2 separate regions of the Homo sapiens genome follow, and region 2 is linked to region 1. A link is an interaction called in ENCODE POLR2A ChIA-PET data of the cell type or tissue named here. Cell type or tissue: OCI-LY7. All regions are shown on one strand. Links, peaks and the distances in the headings refer to the core of each region. The heading gives the core; the rest is flanking DNA.

Evidence for each region. ChIA-PET counts read pairs that join two places held together with the same protein. Peaks named below come from ENCODE experiments on the same cell type or tissue, not always from the same donor. Only the 100,000 strongest peaks of a DNase experiment are listed, where the experiment ranks them.
Region 2: POLR2A ChIA-PET joins it to region 1 with 6 read pairs; 1 of 35 experiments calls an interaction of 5 or more read pairs at or near these places.

Annotation. Positions count from the first base shown.
Region 1 is chr21:17,430,178-17,436,337 of GRCh38, forward strand. It overlaps the pseudogene RNU6-113P. Among named protein-coding and RNA genes, the nearest start is that of LINC01549, 5.6 kb to the right of the region's middle. In OCI-LY7, for the core only: no CTCF peak of the experiment used is centred there; no DNase peak of the experiment used is centred there; H3K27ac peaks cover 569 bases.
Region 2 is chr21:17,792,298-17,797,795 of GRCh38, forward strand. C21orf91 (chromosome 21 open reading frame 91) reads right to left here. Exons shown (of 5, transcript NM_001100420.2): 3 at 4,285-4,821; 4 at 2,911-2,973; 5 at 1-1,284. The coding sequence ends at 1,118. C21orf91-OT1 (C21orf91 overlapping transcript 1) reads right to left here and starts at 212. Exons shown (of 4, transcript NR_038871.1): 1 at 180-212. All of the region lies in intron 2 of LOC124900465 (a long non-coding RNA gene), which reads left to right. RefSeq lists an enhancer at 1,663-1,832. In OCI-LY7, for the core only: no CTCF peak of the experiment used is centred there; no DNase peak of the experiment used is centred there; H3K4me3 peaks cover 741 bases.

The sequences.
Region 1 (6,160 bases), core at 718-5,717:
GCCCACCTGACATTAGTGGCACTAATGTGAACAGCGGCATGCATGCTGCAAGTGCCCCACCTTCAGTGGGTGCTGTGGTGTCCCTTGGGGACACCCAAGCAGGCCACAGCCTGGAAGTGCAGGAGAGTTAGTAAGTAACAGTGGATGGAAGTCAGCAGATTAATGCCCCAGCCTCCTTGTCCTTCAGTGGAACAATGCTGAAGCACAGTCTATGAAGTTCCACAGCTGATCCCGAGTGTAAGTGGGCCTTATTTTTCCATAATGGTTTCCAACTGAGTAGCACACACTTTATAGGCTTTCTCACTTCCTTGTCTCTCTCTTCTCACACCTCACTTCTGCTTCCTGGGATCAATATCATCAGTCAATAGGTAAATGCAGATAGACTACCTGCATCCAAGTCCCTTGCCTTAGACTCTACTTTGCAAGAACCCAAGCTAAGACATACAACAATATTAGTCAGTCTCCTCCTTCTTTAATAATGAAACCCCCAGCCAGGCGTGGTGGCTCGCTCTTGTAATCCTAGCACTTTGGGAGGCCAAGGCAGGCAGATCACCTGAGGTCAGGAGTTCGAGACCAGTCTGGCCAACATGGTGAAACCCCGTCTCTACTAAAAATACAAAAATTAGCTGGGTGTGGTGGTGGGCTCCTGTAATCCCAGCTACTCAGGAGGCCGAGGCAGGAGAATCGCTTTAACCCAGGAGGTGGAGGTTGCAGTGAGCGGAGATTGCGCCACTGCACTCCAGGCTGGGCAACAGAGTGAAACTCCATCTCAAAATAAAATAAAATAAAATTTAAAAATATTGAAACCCCCAGGTTTTAGCTGTGCCCAGGACCATTGAGTTATAGATTATATTATCCCAGCATCTTTGCAACCAGATAAGACCATGTAACTTTTTGCCAATAGGATATAAGTGCTTTTATTTAACAAGCTTTGCCTTTAAAAGAAATAAGGGTGTATTTTCTTGTTCCTTTGACCATTCCTGCTGTCTGGGATGTAGATGTAATGGCAGGAGCTAGAACAGCCCTCACAGATCCAGAGATAGAAGCCATATTTTGAGGATGGGCTGAGCTGTCCATCCTACCCTACCCTGTTCTGCTTCACTGAGGACTATTTCAGGAGAGAAAAACAAATGTCTCTCTTCCTTTTTTTTTTTTTTTTTTTTTTTTTGGGAGACGGAGTCTCGTTCTGTCACCCAGGCTGGAGTGCAGTGGCAGGATCTTGGCTCACTGCAACCTCCGCCTCCCGGTTCAAGCAATTTCTCTGCCCTCAGCCTCCTAAGCAGCTGGGATTACAGGCGCCTGCCACCACGCCCAGCTAATTTTAACATCTCTCTTCTTAAGCCACAGTATTGTAGGGATCTCTCTACTAATGTAGCATGGCACACATATATGGAAATTGGAACAGTGCAGAGATTAGCGTGGCTCCTGTGCAAGGATGACACACAAATTTGTGATGTGTTCCATACTTTTAACATAGTTAGAAAGAATGAATAAGATCCAGTGTTTGATAGCACAGCAGGGTGAATATAGTAAATAATAATTTAATTGTACACTTAAAAAATCACTAAAAGAGTATAATTAGTCTGTTTGTAACACAAAGGATAAATGCTGGAGGGAATGGAGGCCCCGTATTCCATGATGTGATTATTACACACTGCATGCCTGTATCAAAACATCTCATGAACCCCATAAATATGTACACTTATATTTACTCAAAAAATTTTAAAAATAAAATAAAGTAGCGTGGACTGTATTTTTGCAGAGGATAAGATATTGGACAAAGTTACACAGCTTTGGAGTAAGGTGTAAAGGGAAGGTTTGCATTCAAATCTGTGGGAATCCACAGCTCAGGCTCTTAAGTGAGCCCTTCATTTATTGTGGGTGCGTGACTTGCCTCCTATGTGTTGGGGTAGTAAAAAGGCTGAAAAATATTGCATTATTGATGACTCCTCACTGAAAAGATTTACCTTCCTTTATCCAACAGGGGAGGGAAAGGTTAATTCTGAGTTCCATCAACATGCAAATGAGGCCAGCTGCAGGTGGCCTACACCGATAATCCCAGTGCTTTGGGGTCAAGGCAGGAGTATCGCTTGAGCCCAGGAGTTTTTGACCAGCCTGGGTAAGATGGCAAGACCCCCGTCTCCACAAAAAAGAAAGAAGAAGAAAGAAAAGAAAGAAAGAAAGAACGAAAGAAAGAAAGAAAGAAGGAAGGAAGGAAGGAAGGAAGGAAGGAAGGAAGGAAGGAAGGAAGGAAGGAAGGAAAGAAAGAAGAAGGAAAGAAAGAAGAAAGAAAGAAAGAAAGAAGAAAGAAAGAAAAAGAAAGAAAGAAAGAAAAGAAAGAAAGAAAGAAAGAAAGAAAGAAAGAAAGAAAGAAAGAAAGAAAGAAAGAAAGAAAGAAAGAATATTAGCTGGGCATGGTGGCACAGGCCTGTAGTCCCAGCTACACGGGAGGCTGAGGCAGAAGATTGCTTGAGCTCGGAAGTTCGAGGCTGCAGTGAGCTACAATTGTACTACCTCGCTCCAGCCTGGGTTACAGAGCGAGATCCCATAGAAGAAGGAAGGAAGGGAGGAAGGAAGGAAGGAAGGAAGGAAGGGAGGGAGGAAGGGAGGGAGGGAGGGAAATAAAAATGAAAATGGAAGACGTCATGATGCTATGAAGAAAGCTTAAATCTACTGAGGTTAGAATTGCCTTTTTTGTAAGAACCAAAGCAAAATATTTAACCGTTGTTATGAGCTAAATTGTGCCTCCTTTCCCCCATCCCCCATCCCCCGCCCCAAATTCATATGTTGAAGCCCTAACTCCAAGTACCTTAAAATGTGACTGTCATTGGAGGTAAGGTCATGAAAGAGGTAATTAAGTTAAAATGAGGCCATTAAGGTGGGCCCTAATTCAGTCTGACTGGTGTCCTTATAAGAAAAGGAAATTTGCACACACTGAGAGACCCCAGTATGCCTGCATAGAGAAAAGACCATGTGAAGAGGCAGCAAGCGAGCCAAGGAAAGAGGCCTCAGAAGAAACCAACCTGCCGGGACTTCAATCTTGGACCTTCAGCCTCCAGAACTGCGAGGAATACATTTCTGTTATTTAAGACACCCAGTCTTGCCGGGCGCGGTGGCTCACGCCTCTAATCCCAGCACTTTGGGAGGCCGAGGTAGGCGGATCACCTGAGGTCAGGAGTTTGAGACCAGCCTGACCCACATGGAGAAACCCCATCTCTACTAAAAATACAAAATTAGCCGGACTTGGTGGCGCATGCCTGTAATCCCAGCTACTTGGGAAGGCTGAGGCAGGAGAATCGCTTGAACCTGGGAGGTGCAGGTTGCGGTGAGCCAAGATTGTGCCATTGCACTCCAGCCTGGGCAAGAGCAAAACTCTGTCTCAAAAAAAAAAAAAAAGACACCCAGTCTGTGATACTTTATTACAGCAGCCCTAGCAAACTAATAGTCACTTACCCTCATCAAGGAAGGATATAGCATGTTTCTACCGGATGAATAATTAAGTAAATGAATAAATGAATGATCATGGTGCTATACTGCTAGGGAAACAACATGAACATTTTGCTCTATAACATGCCATTCATTAAAATACATTTTAATTCAGCTTGACTGAGAGAGAAGAATGCTAGCATGACCTAGCTTAGATATGTGTAGTAATCAAAAAGAACACAAGAGTCTGTGAGTTATTTCAGTTTTGCTAAACACAAAATGACATTGTCCTGGATGCCTCTGTAGCCGAGTCAAGAAATCTGAAATGATGAAACAGCAGAATTCGGAATTTCAGGCTAAGTGGCTGCATGAATTTCCAAGAGTGATGAGGTTCTGGAATGAACCATTAAAATTTCATCAAAAGTAGGCCACAGCTGGAGGTCAGAGGAAAAGATTACATGAGGTTATACAATCCTAAAAGAACAATATTTCATCTTTGGTTTTTAGTGAACCAATTATTTCCATGGTTATAAGGAAGCTTCCTATATTTCTAAATAAAGCACCTTAAACACAAAATACCCAAAATCGAATTCATGTTTTTTCTCTTGGAATTTTCTCTCTCTTTAGAGAGGAATCGTTTTAGTTGCCAATACCATTATCCTCCTAGTCACCCAAACTGGAATTTCGTTTCTGTATAGAACTGAGGACAAAACTTTCTCTGCCATCTCTTTCCATGGAAGAGTATCCTGAGTTTCTAGGTAATTCATGTTAAAGTTGTTACCATTTGCAACTATGTATCTGTGTAAAAATTATCTTGCCACTATACAAGAAAAAAAACTCAGATGTAAAAGAATTGCAATGCTGAGGCTAGTATAAGATACAATTGCCATCCATAATCTCTGTATCAAATTTGCATTCAAACATCATAATGTTCATTGCTTTAATTTATAAAATAAATTTATCCTAATTAAATTTCCTTTTAATCTAAACCTAATTTCTATATTAAAAAGAATATCTTTTGGCCAGGCGCAGTGGCTCACGCCTGTAATCCCAGCACTTTGGGAGGCTGAGGCAGGCGGATCACGAGGTCAGGAGATCGCGACCATCCTGGCTAACACAGTGAAACCCTGTCTCTACTAAAAATACAAAAAAAAATTAGCTGGGCGTGGTGACGGGCACCTGTAGTCCCAGCTACTCGGGAGGCTGAGGCAGGAGAATGGCGTGAACCCGGGAGGCGGAGCTTGCAGTGAGCCGAGATGGAGCCACTGCCCTCCAGCCTGGGCGACAGACAGAGACTTTGTCACAAAAAAAAAAAAAAAAGAAAAGAAAAGAAAAGAAAATCTTTTAATGTTGGAATCCCATGTAAATTTTTTTTTCTTTTTTTTTTGAGATGGAGTTTCACTCTTGTTGCCCAGGCTGGAGTTCAATGGCACAATCTCCACTCACTGCAACCTCCACCTCCCAGGTTCAAGTGATTGTCGTGCCTCAGCCTCCCAAGTAGCTGGGATTACAGGTGCATGCCACCACACCCTGCTAAATTTTTTGTATTGTTAGTAGAGACAGGGTTTCACCATGTTGGCCAGGCTGGTCTTGAACTCCTGACCTCAGGTGATCTGCCCACCTCGGCCTCCCAAAGTGCTGGGATTACAGGCATAAACCACCACACCCAGCCGGAATGCCATATAAAATTTAATTTGGGAAAAATGTCTGCTGCTATAATTATGTGGAAAAAAAGTCATTTATCTCTAGAATAAAAAGCAAGATCACAAGACAATAGAATGACTCTACTTGCCTCTTCAGCCCATCCCTTGCTACTCAGTCACATCACACATAGTCTCTGGAAAATCATCTTTTTTCTCATTCCATTCCTCCTTCTGCCATCCTCTGTCTACAGTATCCCTTCGCCTGCACTTTAGGCCCACAAACCCTTGAAGATTCAATTCAGATCTCACCAAAAAGTATTTTCTGGCCCACCAAGCCCTGGCCAGAAGTACCTCTTTCAAACATCTCTTACGTTAAACAGCATTATGGAACACTATTGTTTTGGACTGAGCTTCTGCACTAGGCCCCAAGGGACCAGACCAGACCAAAATGGAGTCACTTGTGCTAAATGCCACTTCATCAAAATGAAACTTTAAGGAAGTCGATAGATCTCAAAACAGATCAGTTTTTCCTGAAAACTGGAGATTGCAGTCTGAGTCAGCTATAATAAGGACACTTCCGTTTGCTTAAACTCATATAAAAAAGTAACCTGAAGTAACCTAATGTTTACCAGTCAAGCTTTTTTTTTTTCTATTGTTCTGTTTCCTTGTTCCCACCTTGTAAAACCCACTGTTCAGCAGTTGCTCGTGAGAGCTTTCAGTACATTTTATGGAATGAAGGCTGCCCTGATTTATAAATCCCAAATAAATGCCCATCTTTGATCTATAACTAAATTTGTTGTAATTTTGTCTTTTGACACTTAAAATAACATATGTTTTCAATTTTTATATTTACATTTCCCACTAAAGTGAGTGTCTGGAGGAGAGATTGTGCTAGAGATAGCCTAGCACATGGTGGACATGCAGAAATATTGGAAGGAAGGAAGGAAGGAAGGAAGGGAGGGAGGGAGGGAGGGAGGGAGGGAAAGAGGGAGGAGAGGAAAGAGAAAAAGAGAAAGAAAGGGAGGGAAGGAGGAAGACAATTTCATATTAAAGGGCTCGTAAATGAGGCAAGTTTTGCTGTCATGGCATAA
Region 2 (5,498 bases), core at 1-5,000, 360 kb after region 1:
TTAGGAGTTTTGCTTTTCTTCTGTAGAACAATCCTATATTTCTCTATAGAGTCTAAAGTTTAGAAAAATACCTCACAATGCTTTCTTTGAGCACTAAGTTCAATGATGGTGATAATACAATTTGGACAGTTTAAGTATTCTTGAAACTTTACCCAAAGTGGCACACAAAATAATCTTACTTTTTTTTTTCAAAGACAGAACAATTTCACAGCACACTCAATTTGAAGATAGACATTATATTTGAATTGGAAGTGAGGCTTGACTTACTCTGTCCAAATTCTAATGCATCACAGTCACTGGTGTGAAGCTAATAATGAAAGAAGCAAGAGGAGGCTTTCATTTCTATGGAGACAAATTGACATAGAAGCCAGATTAGTCTTTTCTTCCTGAACTAAGAACTGCTTTTGTTAGAAAACAAAATAATGTATTGTATTTACCTGAATACTGCTTTAAAAAGTTATTAATTCTTCTTTTACAAGAGGTATTAGAAATTAAAACAACTCAGATTTCTAATCCAAAATATATTTATCTTTGGAAAGCAAGGTAACCGTTGTGAAAACATTGTATTAAGAGAATAAAATGCAGTGACCTGAAATATGGGTGAACATATTCACACATGATAATGTAAATAAATATACAGAACCACTCAAATACACATTTATAAAGAGAATGGCAAAGTACCTAAAATAGCATTTTCACATATAAAATTTTTATATTAAAATATTGCTCATAATAAATAAGAGGTGATATGAATTCCATTTCCCTCTTAAAAATTATCTCTAGTAGTTTACACTAAGGAGTTAATCTGTTGTTTTGACAGGTGAATTAAAATGTTTAATAAAATGACACTGTAACAGTATATTTAAGTAGTCACATGTGATAAAATTTGTTTAGTAATTCTGGGAAAAAAGAGTCCCCAAATGAGCCAAAATGATTAGCCCTAGAAGACTAGAGTATAATGATCTGCTTTATTTGACAAAGATGTTAAATACTGCCTTATGTTTGGCAAATTTAATGACCATAAAAAAACGGACCACAACTTTCTTCAAACTTCTTCAAAGTTTGCATGTCTGGGAGACCAATAAAGGGCAGGGCATACGAAGTAAGTCTGTTTAGGTCAGTTGTTTATGGGTAGGTGCGACTTCATTCCTGTTCGCCCTACTTGCAGACATGGTAACTTAGAACAGTTCTTCAGAAGCTGTTCGATGGCAACGTGGCGGACATGGAGCTGTGAGGCCAAAGAATCTTTTTCTTGCACTTGGTGAGTTAACTCTTCAAAAACTTCTGTAAAAGATTTAAAAACTTTCATTTTTAGTATGCAGAAAGCCGGTGCTATGATTTATATTTCAAGAACTCTAACTGAAATCTATGCATTGGGCAAAGTGTCACAATGAAACTGATTTGATACCAAGGAAACAGTTCTGTTCTCTACAAAGCATATCAGTTCTGATCATCCTAGGCATCTGTATACTTTACATAGCCAAATGGAATTTGGCTCTTCTCCATCAAGTGACTACAGAGATACACAGCAAAAATGGTGGTTGCTACTGTAGCTGAGCTACTTTTCTCAATTAGAATCTATAAACAGATTCAATTAGTACATAATGTGATTTATGGACAAGAAGTGCCTGTTAGTATTCAGGTCTGGAACCCCCTCTAAGAGGCTTTGGAATCAGACTACTAAGAGTTTTGAATCCTTGTTCCTACTCTTACGTGCCTCAGGCAAGCAACTTTTGGTTTCAATTTCCTTTTCTGTGTAACATTAATAATGATAGTAAGCACTTCACCAGGCTACTGTAAAAATTAAATGAGATCATATTTGTAAAGTACTCATAAATTTCTACTACAACTATTATTGTGATTATTTTTATTATTCTGAGAGGCTGTGTGGTTAAGCTTTGGAGTTTAAATCCTTGATCTGCTACTGATTGGATGCATGATCTCTGTAAGCAACTTAACATCTCTGAAGTACAATTTTCTCATCTAAAAGGAAATAAATTGAAAAGGAGACAACTGCGGAATCTGAACATTACTTGTTAGTGTTAGCATTATACTTGATGACGTTAAGGAATTATTAACTTTAAATGGTGTGATAATGAGACTGTGACTGTTTTTTAAAAAGTTATCTCTTTTAGAGGAAATCCTAAACTATTTATGGACAAAAAACAGTGTGTTAGCTAGGATTTGTTTGAAAATAATCCATGCTACTGGTAGTGCAATGGGAATGGATGCAAGTAGAGATACTGATTATTATGCCTTTGCTAACAGTTGAAGCTGGTGAAAATGGCTTAAAGGGTTCACTATACTAGTCTCACTACTTTTATATATGTTTGAAATTGTTTATAATTTAACAAAAAAGACTAATATCACATGCCTTAAAGAACTGTTTGGGAGGACTCCCACATAGTGCCTGGTGCAATAGTGGGTAGTCAATAAAATGTTAGTAAGAGGTGGTAGTTTCCATTTTCACTTAGAAAAGAAAAATGTGGCTGGGCGCAGTGGCTCACACCTGTAATGCCAGCTCTTTGGGAGGCTGAGGCAGGAGGACTGTTTGAGCCCAGGAGCTCGAGATCAGCCTGGGCAACATGATGAAACCCCCTCCCTATAAAAAATAGAAAATTAGCTGGGTGTAATGACAGTAAGTCCCAGCTACTCGGGAGGATCACCACTGCACTGCAGCTAGGGTGATGAAGCAAGATTCTGTCGCAAAAAAAAAAAAAAAAGGAAAAATGTATTTCCTCTGCAGTTGAAAGTTGTTTCTTTCTTATTCTTTTTGCTCTGGAAACTCTAACAGGTTTGAATATCTCATTTCCAAATTTAAATGTAGATAAAGCCAGTGGTGTCCTATCATAGATGATTTTCTATGTCAAAATTTGTCACACACAAAAAAGTACTGACAGTGATTCTTACCCTGGATTTGCTGTAGGAGCTTTGCATTCAGTTGCTCTACCTCACCAAGAGTCATCGAATTCACTGAAACATGAAAATGTATTCACTATTACCACAACAACCTAGGAAAACATGCTGCTTACATCACCAACACAATATCCTATTTTTAAAAATCAGCACTTAACTGCCAACACAACATTCAGCAGTACTCCAGTATTCAACCATTAACGCTCGTAAGTGTGGAGTAGAAGTTTTCAAACCCTGACCACAACCCATGGTAAGAAAATTTTATTTTTATTCTTTTTTGAGACAGGGTCTCACTTTGTCACCCAGGTGGCAGTGCAGTGGTGCGATCAATGGCTCACTGTTGCCTCAACCTCCTGGGCTCAAGTGATTCCTCCCACCTCAGCCTCCCTAGGAGCTGGAATCATAGGCGTGTGCCACCACACCTAATTTTTTTATTTTTTGTAGAGATGGGGTCTCCCTGTGTTGTCTAGGCTGGTCTTGAACTCCTGGGCTCCAGTGATCCTCCCACCTTGGCCTCCCAAAGTGCTGGGATTATAGGTGTGAGCCACTGTGCCTGGCCAGAAACATATTTTTTATCACTCCCAGTACATCACCACCCTCCAATGAAATAAAAGTTTCACCAAAAAATAGTAGTAGGTCCAATGAATTCTGGTATCTCCTATTCGGTTTCAGTTTTTAAAAAGTGTTAGTCACTACCCATTAAGCTTATTTTGATTAAGCATTAGATAGTTTATAACCTGCAGTTTGAAAAATAAATTTGTCTGTCTAGATGTAGAATCTTAAATAATTCACATTTAGAATCAAGAAGTTGTATAACAAGATAGCAGAGGTCCCTTCTGGCTCTGAAAACATGATTTCAAGACAATTAAAATCACCTCAGCTTCTGTAAATTTTTGTAGAAATAGATGTAGAGAGAATGAGTCACCCTTTCTAACTTTACAATAAGTGCACACATTACCTTTGGCCTTTAGTAAAATGTCACATTTTTGCTTCTGAAATGCCACCACCAGTCAATTAGTCTTACAGGGATCAGCAACATGACAATGTGTATTAGCCAACAGATGAAGCTGTACTTCTAAACTATACGAGTCCTAGATGTTCCAATTCACAGTTTGTTGATTCCATTTAGTGTAATCATTTTAAATGGCAAAACAAACATGGAAATTGCTTAACTTCAATGCTTAGAAGACAGAATCCCAGTGAATGAAAAATTTTAAGATGTCTCATTTTTGCTAAGGTGAACCTGTTAAATACAATGTTTCCCAAATCTATGATTCCACAGCAAAATTCTTGACCCATTACACATCTATACAAATGTACAAAAATCCCAAACCACCCAACTTTTACTTTTCTCCCCATTTTACTTACATTCCTCTCTGCTGTAATGTGGATGCTGGGTCTGGACATTAGCCTCTGGACTAGAGATTGTCTCTTCTTTTTTCTGTGCCTGGTTGTGACTATGAGGCCACAATACACTGTTACGACATAAAGTGGCACCTGAATCTTGTAACATAGAAAGTCCAAAGTCTGTATTTTCCCTCTGCTCCAAAATTCTTTGTGTACAGTTAGAGATGCCACCTGCACTTCCATCTATCCATTTTGCAGAATATTTTGGTACTTGGGAGTCAAACTGTGGGAGTAATTTTTCTTCTGGCTTATGCCTGAAATTAAACAGATGATGCTGGGGGTTTTTAGAACATTCAGAATCTGAATCCAGATCCTTATTTTGTGCATACTGCACAATCCAGTTTATCTTCTTACTCAAAATGGTTTTAACTTCTTCATAAGTACTTTTTGAAAGCTTAGATCGAGGACAACCCTGGTTTGCAATTAAATGGTATTTTTCAAAGCAGTCTTTATGGCCCCTTAATGATTTGGTGTGCAAGAGATCAGACTTTGGTACCCCTATGGAAAAAAAAGAGAAACAAAAGACTTGAGAAATTTTGTTTTCTATAAGTCACTTTAAGAACATACAAATCTTAGTAAAATCAGAGTCCCTGATAGTCTGTGAATTAGAGGAAAAATGCTAAAGAATATTAGTATTAATATACAATGTGGCCTAATAATTTCTGCTTCAATATTCAGTAATATTAAATTCTTATGGATAGCAAAATCTTTCTAAGAACTTAATTATTCAATTTTAATCCTAGTCTAGAGATGTTACTGCACGATATAAAAAAATACTACTGAACCCAGCAATTTACCTTTACAGATTCTTGGCCTTTACATTATAGTGCTTTCTTCATGAAACCTTCTGAAGTACACACTTGCAAAAATATCTATAATATTATGAGGTTCAATAACAGAAATACTGAACAAGTTTTCCTCCCTAAAACACAGTAAATCATGTTCTTAAATTATGTTTATTGAAAAAAAAAAAACCAGAACCAGAAAAATGCAAATAAAAGTCAAAAATTCAATAAACTATTTAGATTTATTTTTAAAGAAAATCAAAGCATCTAACATTTTTCACATTTCCATTTTATAGTTACTAAAACCTTATCAAGATAATTTTATTTTCTAGAAGAAATGCATTATACTCAATCATTTTCCATACAGCAGTAAATTCAATCTGCCAAGAT